Regions from separate parts of the Homo sapiens genome. Here region 2 is linked to region 1. Evidence: chromatin contacts called from ENCODE Hi-C data. All regions are on one chromosome and are shown on one strand. The core of a region is the stretch at or near the end of the contact, and the rest is flanking DNA. Distances in the headings are between cores, read along the strand shown. Region 1 has its middle 44 kb from the start of LINC03076. Region 2 overlaps TMEM168 (transmembrane protein 168).

The links. A loop is a pair of places that touch in the nucleus more often than their neighbours do. Pooled maps may share reads with other maps.
Region 2: a loop to region 1 is called in a map of MCF 10A, with 3 times the contacts of the local background. The contact joins two enhancer-like sites. A Hi-C loop is called at or near these places in 3 of 168 maps with a recorded cell type or tissue (MCF 10A, cardiac septum and colonic mucosa) and 3 of 50 pooled maps.

The regions. Positions count from the first base shown.
Region 1 is chr7:112,570,873-112,578,179 of GRCh38, forward strand. No RefSeq gene overlaps it. Among named protein-coding and RNA genes, the nearest start is that of LINC03076, 44 kb to the right of the region's middle. Within about 2 kb of position 1,475, at least 5 of the 41 ENCODE cell types and tissues checked have a DNase peak (open chromatin) inside an H3K27ac peak, as active enhancers do.
Region 2 is chr7:112,764,758-112,771,617 of GRCh38, forward strand. TMEM168 (transmembrane protein 168) reads right to left here. Exons shown (of 5, transcript NM_022484.6): 5 at 1-2,987. The coding sequence ends at 2,440. Among named protein-coding and RNA genes, the nearest start is that of TMEM168, 22 kb to the right of the region's middle. Within about 2 kb of position 5,499, at least 2 of the 41 ENCODE cell types and tissues checked have a DNase peak (open chromatin) inside an H3K27ac peak, as active enhancers do.

The DNA.
Region 1 (7,307 bases), core at 225-2,724:
TGAGTATCCTATGAAATTCATTATCAAGTTTATTATAGAAATATTTTATCTTTGCTGGTTTTTTTTAGAATTACAAAAGTTAAAAAATTTTTTTCCATATGTTTTGCTTACACAATAAGGATATTTGTGTTATGTCTACATAAAAAAGAAACGAGTTGTTAAAAAGAGGGAAAATAGTCATTATGGTGGTTGATTTATCTATATGCCACTAAACAATTGGTTTGGCAGACTTCTCTTAATTGATTCAATTATCATTATAAAATATGGTCTTAATATCTACTTGATAATTAATTTCCGACTCAAAACCCCACCTTCCCTGCCTTTAGAAATCTGCTAATAGAAATGAAGTTTCAAAAATAAGTATCAGTGAAATTGAAGAATCTGGAGTCCAGATGAAGGAAATAGAGCCAGTTCATGTAATGAAGTTCTAATTCATTCAGCTTTAAGACTATACAAAATTTGGGTTCCTCAATTCTTTTTTTTTTTTTTTTTTTTTTTTGAGACACAGTTTCACTCTCGTTGCCCAGGTTGGGGTGCAGTGGTGTGATCTCAGCTCACTGCAACCTCCACCTCCCGTGTTCAAGTGATTCTCCTGCCTCAGCCTCCCAAGTAGCTGGGATTACAGGCATGCACCAACATACCTGGCTAATTTTGTATTTTTAGTAGAGATGGGGTTTCACCATGTTGGCCATGCTGGTCTTGAACTCCTGACCTCAGATGATCCATCTGCCTTGGCCTCCCAAGTGCTGGCATTACAGGCATAAGCCACCATGCCCACCCTTGAATTCTTAAGAATATGATTTAGACTTGGATCTGGTAGTAAATACCCATATTTACATTTATCATCTATAATTATTATTCCATTAGAGCAGGCGAGATCTGCATTTTAATCATGATGGATAAAGAATGAGAAGTGAGATAACATCTGAATACATTTAGTGAACTGTAGTTTCTATCTAACTTTTAGTAACAATTGTTATTGTCTTAACTACCTCTGAAAGTCAGGCTAACTCTCCAATGCTAATGTAAGAAGCATGCAGTCTGTGGCAGGCTGTATCAGTTAGGATCCAGACAGGAAATAAATGGCCCACTTAAACCGAGTAACAGAAAGAGTTCAATGAAAGGACCATTTACAAAGATGTAGGCAGGGTAGGCAAGGTCAAAAGGAACTTGTAAGGAATGATAAAGCTAGCAACGGAAGGGAGTCATTACCTCCTAGATCTGAGGCCGCAAGAGAAGGAAGTAGAACTGATATATACATATATGAGAGATGGAAGACACACACACACACAGGCAGAGAGAGAGAGAGGCTATAGCAGAATTGATCTGATGGGGGTTGTGGCCTTTGGTAGAAGAAAAGAGCCAAACAATAGCCAGAGAAAAAGATACCCTAGTCTCGCCTCCTCTTCTTCACTTGGATCTACTAGTGCCTCCCATTGGCTGAACTCAGCTGTAAGCCAGAGGGCAGCACTGCTCATGATGCAATTAATCAACAAACCAGTCCCTAGGCACAGAGCAGAGAAGAGCAGGGTGGAGAATAAATTTGTTCTGGAAGAGCAAGTGAAATACATCCAGTGTCCAGGCTAAGACTGATATCTATATCATCCCTCAATTCACCAGGGGTTAATTAACTTTTATTGGTCCAGATATTGACATCACTCCTTCCCTTGAATGCCACCTGTTACTTCCTTATTGACAAATCAAATACTTCTGTCACTTTCAAACTTTCCTTTCTTTTTATTGTATATCTTGGATGATCTCTTCCATTTCTTTTTCCCACACCAAATTATTAATTTCTAGAACTATAGCTCAGACCTTCAGTCCAGAAAAGCTCCACCTTGAACTGGATGAGCTTGGCTTGTTAAATTTGGAGTAAGCCACCTAACAGGAAGTTGAGGTTCTATCTGATGCTGCCCCACAAAAGAATATGTAAAACTTACAAGAGATTGTTGCCCTGGGTGAACATTGAACCATGACTTCTAAAGTCTATAAATATTGTGAGTTGGAAGCCTGACAATATTGGCAACATGCCAAGGTACATAGTAGCTATCTTTATGGATCACTAGCTGCTGTACCAGTCTCACCTGAAAGTGATCAGATAAATGCGTTCTTTCATGTTATATGGGAAAAGAGAGAAAACAAAGAGTCATATATTTTTCTGAATTTACACAGGAACTGCTGTATCAAGCTGTTAGAAAATCTTGATGTCCTTAAAACACACCTTGTCACAGTATCCAGCCTTATTATTTTTGTCTTGATATGGTCAGAGCCCTTTGAATAACAGCCCTGAGAAAGTTTACCAACACACTTTACCACAGTGAGATTACCTTTAAGGGGACATAATTTGGCCCCTGCTTTCCTCTCTGATTTCATCTTTTACTATTCTCCCCAACACCTTTGTGCACATTTGCACACACAGACATACACACCCACAGACAGATACACTCCTCTCCACCATACTAAGCTTCTTTCTTAACTCTAGGTTCTGCACGAGCTGTTTCCACTGCCAGAAACACTTCCTCCTCCTAGTATTTTTCTCAACCTGCCACTTATTATATTGTATCACATTTGCTTATTAATGACTCTAGGTTTTGAATGCCATGAGAGCGGGGGCTATTTTTACTTCTTTGTCATTGAATCCTCAGGACTTTGTCTGGTGCCTGGCACATAATAGCTTCTCGTTAACTGTTGAATTCATTAGTGAATGAAGGAAATAGCAACAGGAAAAGTTTTATTCACCAGTGTTTATCCTAAGGTTAGCTCTGCTTAGGATGATCTCATTTGTGACTGGATGAGAAAACTGGCAAGTGTCTGAATAATTCACAAATGCAAGTTCAGCTCCTGAATAAGCAGTACAATAAGCAATGTGTTGTACTGAGAGAGCACCTAACTGGCTAGGCAATTGTGAGGAAACTGGTTGCTACTAGAGCTTCTCATATCAGATGCCCATCAGAATCCCTTCAAGTTACTAGTCCTAACTACTGAAACCAGACCTTCTGAATCCCAGGCCTTCTGCGTCAGCACCCTCCGTGGGGGATGGGTTCTGAGTCTGTGTTTTGTTATCTGCCCCCTCCATCCCCTAGGTGGTGGTTTTTGTGCATACGGGACTTGTGATCTTGCCATGGGAGTGAGTCATCAACAACCTTAAGTTTGTAAATTATATTTGCAAGTATTCAGTTTTATTTTTTAATTTTTTATGACTTGTAGGCTTTTCCCTAGGGAGATGTTTAATTTTCTTTCACTGTTTTGTGTTGCAGGGTCTTATTCACTTGATTAATTTTTAATTGGAGAATCACGCTATTTCCAGACTATGAGTAGAGAGAGCTTTGTACTGCTTTCCCAGTGGAATTCTCATTAATATACTTTCTCTGTGGTCCCCATGGACTACCAATTTCCTCATCCTCCAATCATATTTGTTCTGTTGAGAGGGAGGCAGAAATCTGGATAAAGGTAAGCCCAGCCAAGCAATGTTGAGATGTGCTAGGCGGCAGTGGTAAAACCAAATTTGCATGCCCGTAGGTATGAATTCACTCTCAGGTTTCCATGGAATCATCCAGTGTAGTTCTGTCCCTTTGTTTTTACAATCACTTGCTTTTATTGCAAAATCGTGTGCTATAAAAATAAGCATTTAACTTCATCAGAGACCTACGTTAAAACTTCCTAATATGCATTTCAATCTAGAAAATGATTGTTAGTCATTTTAGTTAGACGGTTCTGCTGATTCTTCTATTTTGGCTTGTTATTAAAGCTGAGTGAGTCATTTTCCTATACAGATCATCATAACCCAATAAATGATCATCGGGATGGTCAACAGAGCTCTTCTGATTGTCACCTGGTGGCCTCACTGTTTCTCTTTGTGAGTCAGATTTTGAATCTTTGTACAAAACTGCATGAAAATATTAGAGACAAAAGAAACATGGCACATTGGAATAGTGTATAAGTTATCTATTGCTGTGCAACAATTTACCACAAAGTTAGTGGCTTGAACAACATTAATTTATTAAGTAACAGTTCTGTAGGTCAGAAATTTGGCATGGCTTGACCGAGTTCACTGTTTAGGGTCTCAAAAGGTGGAAATAAAGGTGTTGGACTTGCGGGGCTCATTCAGGTTGTTGATAGACTTTAATTACTTGCCGTTGTGGGACTGAGGCCACCGTTTCCTTGCTGGCTGTTGGCAGGGAGTCTCTCTTAGCTTTTAGAGGTTGCTCTTTGTTCCTTGCATGTGACCCTTCTGTCTTCAAAGTCAACAATTGTGCATCAAATTATTTTCAGGCTTCAAGTCTCTCTGATTTCATCCTCTCTACCAGCCAGAGAAAATGTTGCTTTTAAAGGGCTCATGTGATTCTCTGTAGCTTAGGGTCAACCAATTTGGAACTTCATATCTTCAAAATCTCTTTATAGCAGAACCTGGATAGTATTTGATTGAATAACCAGAGGACAGGAATCTTGGACGTCTATCTTAGAATTCTGCCTAAAACGAAGACATTATTTAAAACGAGAAGATAATTATTATAATTTGTGAATATATATCCTTATAGTATATTATTCCATTTTAATCATCTGATCATATGGCTTCTATCTTTGGGAAAAATATGCATTGTGGCAACATAGAATATCATTTGTGTATTATACATAGGCCAGAAATGAGAGACAACTATGTATGACCTTTTACTGAATTTAAAGATACACTTTCTCTTGAGTTTGGAACAAAATAGCTAGTTTCTGCAGATAGGGCCTTTTCAGGTCATCTACATACTTATTCCAATACTGAAATTTAGTAGAATTTTCCTAGTAGTTACCTGCTATGCCTGAGGGACCATATTTTCCTAAATCTGTTGCCCAGTGTCAAGAATTCATTTACAGACTGTGACTGCAGTTACAAAACCCCCTTCTTGGTTGGTTTATGTTATGTTTAAAAGCACAAATCTTTAGTAAAAAGAAGTCCTTTTCTGACCAATTCTGCAGGCCAACTACAATGTATTTTATTGAAGTACTTAAAGTTCTTATTACACACACACACACAAACAGTTTTTCTTCAATAGCATTGAGTGGCAAGTGAATAGGATCCATTTAGGATAATATACTTAACTGGGTTAAAGATCAGCACATTTAGTTGAAATAGGGATTTGCATATTGACATTGGGTGGGACCAAGGCTAAATACTTATAGCAATGTGTACAAAGAAGAGGGGAGGTACAGGAAGGAAATGAGACAGGAAAGTGCCCAGAGATTATGGCTAAACTTAGTTAAGGGCTGGAATGAGATGAGCTGTTCAGACATGCCGGAGAGGTTGTGCTTCTAAATATAGGTGAACCCTGAAGCCTGAGTTAAAGCAAAGTGATGGATTAAACCAGAGAGAATTCAGTAACTAGGATAGCACAGATAATGGAAATTAGTGGTATATTAGTTTATTCTTGCATCGCTATAAGGAACAACCTGAAACTGGGTAACTTATAAAAAAAGTTTTAATTGTCTCATGGTTCTGTGGATGCACAGGCAGGCTTCTGCTTCTGAAGAGGCCTCAGGAAACTTACAATCATGGCAGAAAGCAAAGGGGAAGCAGGCACATCTTCACATGGCTGGCAGGAAAGAGAGAGAGAGAGGGAAGGAGGAAGTGCTACACGCTTTCAAACAACCAGATCTCGTGAGAACTCACTCACTATCACCAGAACAGCAAGGGGTAAATCCGCGCCCATAATCCAATCACCTCACACCAGGTCCCTTCCTCAATACTGGGGATTACAATTCAACATGCAGTGGGAACACAGACTCAAACCGTATCAAATGGTTTTTAACTTCTAATAAAATCTATTGTCCTTCTTCCTCAGAAAAACACACACAAGAAACCACACATAGAGTATTGTATTTACTTCTGCATGTAGGGATTGGGATTCTGATAGATGTTTAGCTTAATAGCCACCCAACCCAGGCTCTGGAATTTGGATGCAGACCCAGAAGAACTCAGAGGACAGATTTGAAACAGCCTGTAGAACCAGCATATGGCTGTAATCAGCAGCAGACACCAAGAATCTTCATTCTTCCACCAAGAACCTCCTCATATGCTCTGGTCACTCAGAAGCCAGTCTCATGGTGTAGCTCTGTGTGGTCTAAAGAGTGAGTTTAAAGAAGACTGACTTGGGTATGTAAGGCAGAAAGAAGGGTACATCCTAATATCTAGATTGTATTCTCAAGCAAATCTAATAGGTACTTAATAGAATTACCTTTAATTTTTTTCCTTTAAAGATTCTTGTTATCCTTACACATTTCAGGCACCTTTATGGTATAATTCTTAAACTTGCCCATGTGCAAAAATTGTTGAAAGGCCTCCTTTTTAAGTTGATGTTCACATATGCTTATATAGTTTATATTCCAGAGTTGTGAAATAATTAAGAAGGAGCCCCAAGTAAGAGTTGAATGAAATAGGTCCCTAATAATTGATGAACTACAAATGCCTTTGAGTTGGAAAGATGAAGTGGCATGAGCTTTATCCTCCAAGGTGAGATAGTAAACAGACAGCATTTAGAAAATATTATTTGAATATTGCCTAGGAATATTTGTCTAAAATTATATTAGTTCATTGTCATATTGCTATAAAGAAATACCTGAGGCTGGGCAATTTGTAAGAAATGAGGTTTAATTGGTTCACGGTTCTGCGGGTTGTACAGGAAGCAGAGTACTGGCATCTGCTTTTGGGGAGGCCTCAGGAAGCTTACAATCATGAAGGAAGGTGAAAAGGGAGTGGGCACATTACATGGCGAAAGCAGGAGCAAGAGAGTGAAGAGGGAGGGTGCTACATACTTTTAAACAACCAGATCTCAGGAGAACTCACTCACTATTGAGAGGACAGTACCAAGGGGGATGGTGCTAAACCATTCATGAGAAATCTTACCCCATGATCCAATCACCTCCCACCAGGTCCCACTTTCAACATTGGGGATTACATTTTAATATGAGATTTGGGTGAGAATACACATCCAAACTATATCAGTTACTAGAGTTAGAGTACTAAAATGTCACTTTCTCCTCTTCCCCTTGTCAAATCTGTAGCTGGAAAAACTATGGGGGTTGAGAAGTCCATATGTTATGTATATCTACACTACCTCCAGAGAGGCCTGAGAATTATCCACATAGACTGTTCCATCAGAGTGGACTCTCCTGGCCTGTCTGCATATTGCACTCACACTTGGGATCCAGTGTATCAGTTTTTCTCCCTGACTCCTATCACCATCAGTGGATACAGAAAGGAATAATTTGGGAATTGGGGGCCACTGAACATGTCATTGCAGCCCTAACTGAAAGTTAGTCTG
Region 2 (6,860 bases), core at 4,249-6,748, 200 kb after region 1:
AAAGTGCTGGGATTACAGGCATGAGCCACCATGCCTGGCTAAACATGTACTTTTTTTTTTTTTTGAGACAAAGAAAGAGTCCTGCTCTGTCGCCCAGGCTGGAGTGCAGTGGCACAATCTCAGCTCACTGCAACCTCTGCCTCCCGGGTTCAAGCGATTCTTGTGCCTTAGCCTCCCAAGTAGCTGGGATTACAGGCACCTGCCACCATGCCCGGCTAATAATTTTTTTTGTATTTTTAGTAGCGATGAGGTTTCCCCATGTTGGCCAGGCTGGTCTCAAACTCCTGGCCTCAAGTGATCCACCCACCTAGGCCTCCCAAAGTGCTGGGATTACAGGCGTGAGCCACTGCACCCGGCCTAGTTATTGTTTTTAAAATGTTAGCTTTGTGATACCATCCCAAAAAGTCATTTATTGTTTTTTGTTTGTTTGGGTAGGAGAATTCATCAAAGTGGACATTCTATAAATTTTTGGTTAACAAATTGGCTCAAGTCACATTCTTGGCCCAAAGACCATTTTTGGTTTTACTTTCACAGGAAATACATATGAAAAAGTTAGGTTTGTGGCTGTCAAACTGTCAGCTGTTTTTAAAATGTAATTTTTAGTACCACCTTAATACTACCTTATAAAGAATGCAGAATATACTTTTGTATTTGGCTTTCTTAAAGTGAAGAGATAATGCTTTAAAGCTAACCTGCTCACAAATAGCTGAGAAATTTAAAAGGAGATTTTACTTAACATTAACTTTTTTTAAGCTAAAAGCTCATAATTTTAACATTTGGCTTTTCTACTACCCTACTGCTGAACAGAGCAATAAAAAAAACTATACTATTTTATTTGGACAATACTAATATAAATCCTTAACCTATAATGGAAACTTCCAAACATGAACTCTAAAACATGGGCATTTTTAATGACTACCACTTTTAATAAATATACTAAAATATTCAATATTTGCACATCATTAAATAAAAAATTAATTTTTAACAAAATTTTATTTAGAGCATTAGGAAAATCATATTCAAAACACAGAAATAATCAGACTATAACAATGCTGCATAGATAGTGGTATACAAGTTCCCTGACTCTAACTTCTTCCTAACTTAAAAGTTCAATTTTCAAGTCACCAGGTAGAAAATGGTGGAGGCATTATTTCCTCTTTCTGAGGCTATAAAAAAATGGCTTCAATGGTGAGAAGGCAAACCATTTAAACAATGAAGATTAGATTATACCCCAATTTAATTCTATTCCCTTCTTGTTTGTTATTTCTCATAGATGAAAATTTAGAATGTAATAATTATTGGAAAGGAATAAGAAGTGAATTACCTCTTAGGAGATACCCTGATCAGTGCCTGCTTTAATCAGACAAAACACTAAGTTTTAAAAATTACAACCACAATATTATGCCTAACTAAAATTGCCAATATGAATACTTTTTTACAGAATACATTACATGTATACCAGAAGAGAAATACTTGTTTCCTATCCTCTGACCTTCAGTAGAAAAAAAATGTTATCACTAACAAGGATCAGAAAAATAATTTTCAAGGCAGAGCATTAACTCAATGGGGATCAAAATCTTTTCTGAATACTTAAAATAGACTGAGTCAGTCAACGAGAAATTGCTAAATTTCTTCTATGAGAGTACTTTTCAAAAAGGAAGACAATTTATTGGAAGAATTTGTAGCTGGAAACACTGTTCATTAAGAAAACATTAAGTTACCCTGAGAAAGACTCTTAATATTACCAGTGTTTTCAGGGCCCCCTGACCAACGCATGGAAGAGCAACTTGTAGGCTCTAGCCTTTTAACAATACCTACATAAAGAATATTTTGATCTAAAATGTAACTTGGGTTCTCTGCCACACTGGTAATAAGTCACAACCAAGACATCTGAATGTGATGGAGTATAAGCAAATTTTGCGTTTATTTTAGGCTGCCCTCTTTCTTTTCTAAGAGAAAGAGTTTGCAGTTCTTCAAATGGTCTTGGATGAAACCTACTGTTTGGAAAAAAGAATCTTCTGTAAGTAAACTGGTAGTTTTCTTAAAACAGTAAACAAATTTATCTGGTCTACATTCTCTAAACTATTATTATATGCCTAGAAAATAAGGCATTAGTAATTCATCATTGACCATTGCAGAGCATAGACAACTGTTTCTTTCTAATCAGGACCATAAGCAAACATTCCTGAAAGTGCAGTGTTATTTTTAACGTCTCTTATGCATTTACAGTAAGCATTTGACTCCCTACATACTTTCATTATAAAATGTTTTTTCCCAACGCCTTATATATACCATAATTACTTAAGAAAAGACAAAGTGAGAGCAGCTACAGAAGTAGCAAGGTATTTTCCACAAATAAAAATACAGCATACAAAAAATGGCAAGTTAGTGATAATTGGTAGTATGAGTGCTTATTAATATCCCGCTTTGGGGTCCAAATTAAGATTTGACAAGTTTGAAGCCTTGTCCTGTGTCCAGCACAGTAGGAAGAAACCAACTCATTTTTAATCTTTTCAAGCACCTAAAACAAGTTTTGCAGATCCAAAAAAGGTTCAGACCGCATAACCAATTTGCCAAATGCACTAGGGGATATGTAATACGAGGAAAGTGTAACATCCAGTGCTTGGCCACATCGCTTCCCGTTGGCAAATGCAGAGTGTAGTCACTCCACCGTTTTGACACACCATATACTGCTTTCACTGTGCGTCCCTTTTCAGTCCAGCAGATGTTATTACTGGAGTTGCAGTTATATTCTACCCAGTCTTTTGTAAAGTCACCTAGCTGTGGCGGGTCAGCTTCTTCAATATCTACTGTTTTTATCAACTCTGCTCCTTGCACTGCAATATACTGGTCATTAATTTTCCTCACTTCTTTCACCCAAGGGGTTGAATTTTCGCTGTCTAATACGATAATAAGCCGGGAACAAAAGGAACCATTCTTTTCTCTCCACCATTCTATAAGTGTGTCAAGGCGTAGTGTATCTCCACCTGTGAACAAGAGAAAATTCAATGGAGCAATAATTTCTGCAGCCTCTCATTAAGAAAACCCTCTTAATCATTTTCTTCTAGAGAGAAAATACTCTTGTTATACATGTATTTTCCTTAAGTTCTTAGAATTAAATAAGCAAAAAAATAAAGTATTTAAATGACACTTTCAAAGTATCTTTTGAAAAGATATTTTTTACAACAGATTTTCAACTTGAGGTAAAAAAAATCCTTATTACTCACATAAAAAGGAATCTGCTAGTATAAAATTAAGGAAATAGTTTTACACAGTTGTATTTAGTGAAAACAACTATACAGAAAAGCTAACATTCTACACCAGGGGCAGCAACTACAACTCATGGGCCAGATCCAGCCTGCCACCTCTTTTTGTATGGCCTGAAAGCTAAGAATTGATTTTATATTTTCACATGGTTGAAAGAAAATCAGAATATTTTGTGATAGTAAAAACTGTATGCAATTTGTTTCATATAATTATTTTCATAAATAAGTTTATTGGAACACAACTACATTCATTCATTTATACCGTCTATGGCTGCTATTGCTCTAAAGTAGCAGAGCTGAATAGCTGCAACAGGCATCTAAACCCACAAAGCCAAAAATATCTGGCCCTTTACAGAAAAAGTTTGCCTCCCCATTCTGTATCATTGTTTCCTTCTCTTCCTCATATGTAGGTACCTATTGAATGAAAATAAACCCTGTTCCTACCTGTACAAGAATGAGTTTAAGAACAGATTTACATTTAAATCAGTTTTATAGCTGAAGAACAAGGGATTAAAAAAATATATATACCCAGAAAGTTCTAAAGTAAATAAACTTCTGACTACAGGTTTTACATCTCGTTATTTTTTTGCATTAATTTTGATTTTTAAGTATACTACATTAAAATATTCATTTTGATTATTGAGTTTTTTGGCATTCCCTTATGTTTTGTGCCTGAGGCAACTGCCACCCTCACCTCATCTGGCCCTGTCTCAATGGTACACTGATAACGATCATTCCAATTCTACGAATCTATCTTAAGGAAAGAACAGACATAGGGACAAAAAATTACAAAAAAAGACGACCTTCCCATTTGGGAAATGGAAATGAACTATGGCCTAAAACCTTAGGAGGAAATCTTATAACAAAATATTTATAAAGAAAATTTATTGATGAGAAAATGTCTATATTAGAAAAAGCATGACAGTACATCTACAAAAATTATAACAGCAGCTATTGCTGGGTGTTTCACTTCCATGTGGTTTTTAAAATATTTTTCTGACAGTTTTACATTGAGCATAAGTTACTTTTACAATTTACCAGCACAAGACCCAACATTTTCCCCAAATCAACTGTCCTCTTGGTTTCACCATTAAAAATGGACACCACCAGAGAGAGAATCCTTTAGAATTGGGATTCTATCATATTCTTTATGTGTCATTTATTAATGTTTTATTAATCAGTAAGCTTAAGAACCTGAAAATAAACTTTTTTTATTAATCGCTCTAACACTCACACATATTATCTCAGAGACACTATTTCAGTACATTGTCTCCACATATTACTAATGTGTTATTCCACTGATACCTCCAAAAGATACTTTTTCAAAAATGGCCAAATGTTAACTCTCCATTATTGTCAGCTCTATTAAATTTCTCTAGAGATCAGAAGATGACACAGATTACAAGAACTATTATGTAAATTCCATCTGCCACAAAACATCATTGCCCAACATGCCATCCACAACTATTTCAATAAACATTCTTGAGCATATTCTACCCTAATTCTCTTATATAAATGCTCTTTAGATATCAACGAGACCTAAAGCAGCATTAAAGCTTTCTAAACAATTTCTCTTGTTTTGCTCTGCTTTCTCCTATGAATAGGTTCTATGCTACATTTGGCTTTTGGCCCAGATTCAAAGTACTTACATTTATCTAAGCTAATATCCATCTGATGCATTTTAAGTAATTGAGACTGCTTTTTAAAGGTTTTATTTGTAATAAACTGCTTTATAAATTATCTACATTTTTTCCATTTATTTCTGTCTCTCCTGTAATTACCATAATTGTTTTCTATCCTCAAGCAGAGGCAAAAATATTAGGTTCCATATCATGAAACTCCATAAATATAAGAAGACTACATATTCTAACTACTGTGAGTGAAGGTATGGGATAAAGGGCAAATATAGATTCTCTTTCCCACAGCGATATTAATACTGGGCCTGCTATCAACTTGCTAACCCAAGTAAAATCCAGTTGTGATGTTTCCTATTTCAAAGTTTGCTGAAAAAACAACAAAAAACAAAACAAAAAATCCCCAACTATTAATAAATTAGCAGAGCTTAAAGCTCTTTGTCACTTAATTTGGAATAGATGAAAGTATTTTCCTCAGAGCAGAGATATTCAATACTATTTGTGAGGCAGAATCAGCCCTTGAGGACTACGTCTAAAGCAGGCCAGGGCATGAACTAACTGAAAAGCGGGCTTTTCTGGGCCTGGTTCAACCTGACTACCCACAAGTATGCGAGATGCCTCAGGCCATGCATGACAGTATGCAGTTGCTGAATTATAAGATAAAATCTACCTTTCTCAGGGAAGGGAGATCAGTATGCTTTCTCTCTCTTTTTTTTAAACTTCTTATAATAAGCCTCAAAGTTACACAAGAACAAATCTTAGCTAACAGAGGAATTCTGTAACGGTCAATTTACTGGTAGCATACTTCAAAAAAATTATAAAGACATCATTCTAGAATGTAACTGCTAAACATTTACCTAAAATACAACTCTATTTTAGTGTTCTTAAAGTCTTCAAAAATTATTCCTAACAGTGAATGAAAATTTAGAAAAACTGCGAGAGATATATATATGTGTGTGTGTGTTTATCTTAGTGTTTTTACTTTTCTTAGAAAAATAAAAAGCTGATATAAGTATTAGTAAATGAACATCTAGAATTGATTTCCATAGCTATCTTTAAGAAATACTTAATGAATTTTAAATTACTTAAGAAAAATGCAAACTTTTTGAAAAGTGTTTCTATTAAGTAATAAATCCTTCATATAAACACACATAAAAAGCTTACTTCTAAAATTACTCTAACACTTTAAAATAACTAGGGATATATGCATGGCCACCAAAAATTAGCCCTGTTTTTTCCATTTGATCTGGGTAGAGTTTATTATCATAAGGATTATAGTAAGTTTCAGCAATCTCTGCTTTTAGATCTAAAATTCTATTTCTGTAAAGGCTATTTTAATTGACTAAAAGCTTTCTCTTGTGCTCTGAGTTGGAATACACAGAACGTTATACTTTACCTGAAACTGAAGTAGCCATAAAGGTTAAAAAGATGCTTTCTACGTTGTAATTAAAAAGTTATAGGTCAAGTAAATGATTTTATAAACTATATTCAATTAGTTTTAATGTTCAGTGCATCTTTTAGTCTTGTACATTCTAATGTTTTGAAATGGGTGACCCATGTTAACAAAAATATCCACTTAACCAGAACATGCCATTCCTTTATCATCATGGCTTTCACCCTTGGAGGCAACATGGTAGAGTGGGGGGAAAAATACACTTTAGGAATCAGGCAGATCTGGTCTTAAATCATGGTTCTATCACATAGTGGTATGACCACAGATAAGTTACATAACAACTTTCAATTTCCATTTCATCGTTTGAAAAATGAAGATAACAGAAGTGATGGTATCTATCTCAAAGGATTTCACATAAAGATTAACAATGTGTGTAAGGTACTAAGTACAGTAAGCTGATGCTTAAAATGTACCCAATAAATATTAGCTTGTCTTTCTACTAGAAGGCCACTGAGTTATTCAATATTTATTTGCAAAAAAGAAAAATTTCAAAAAAATATTTCTCCT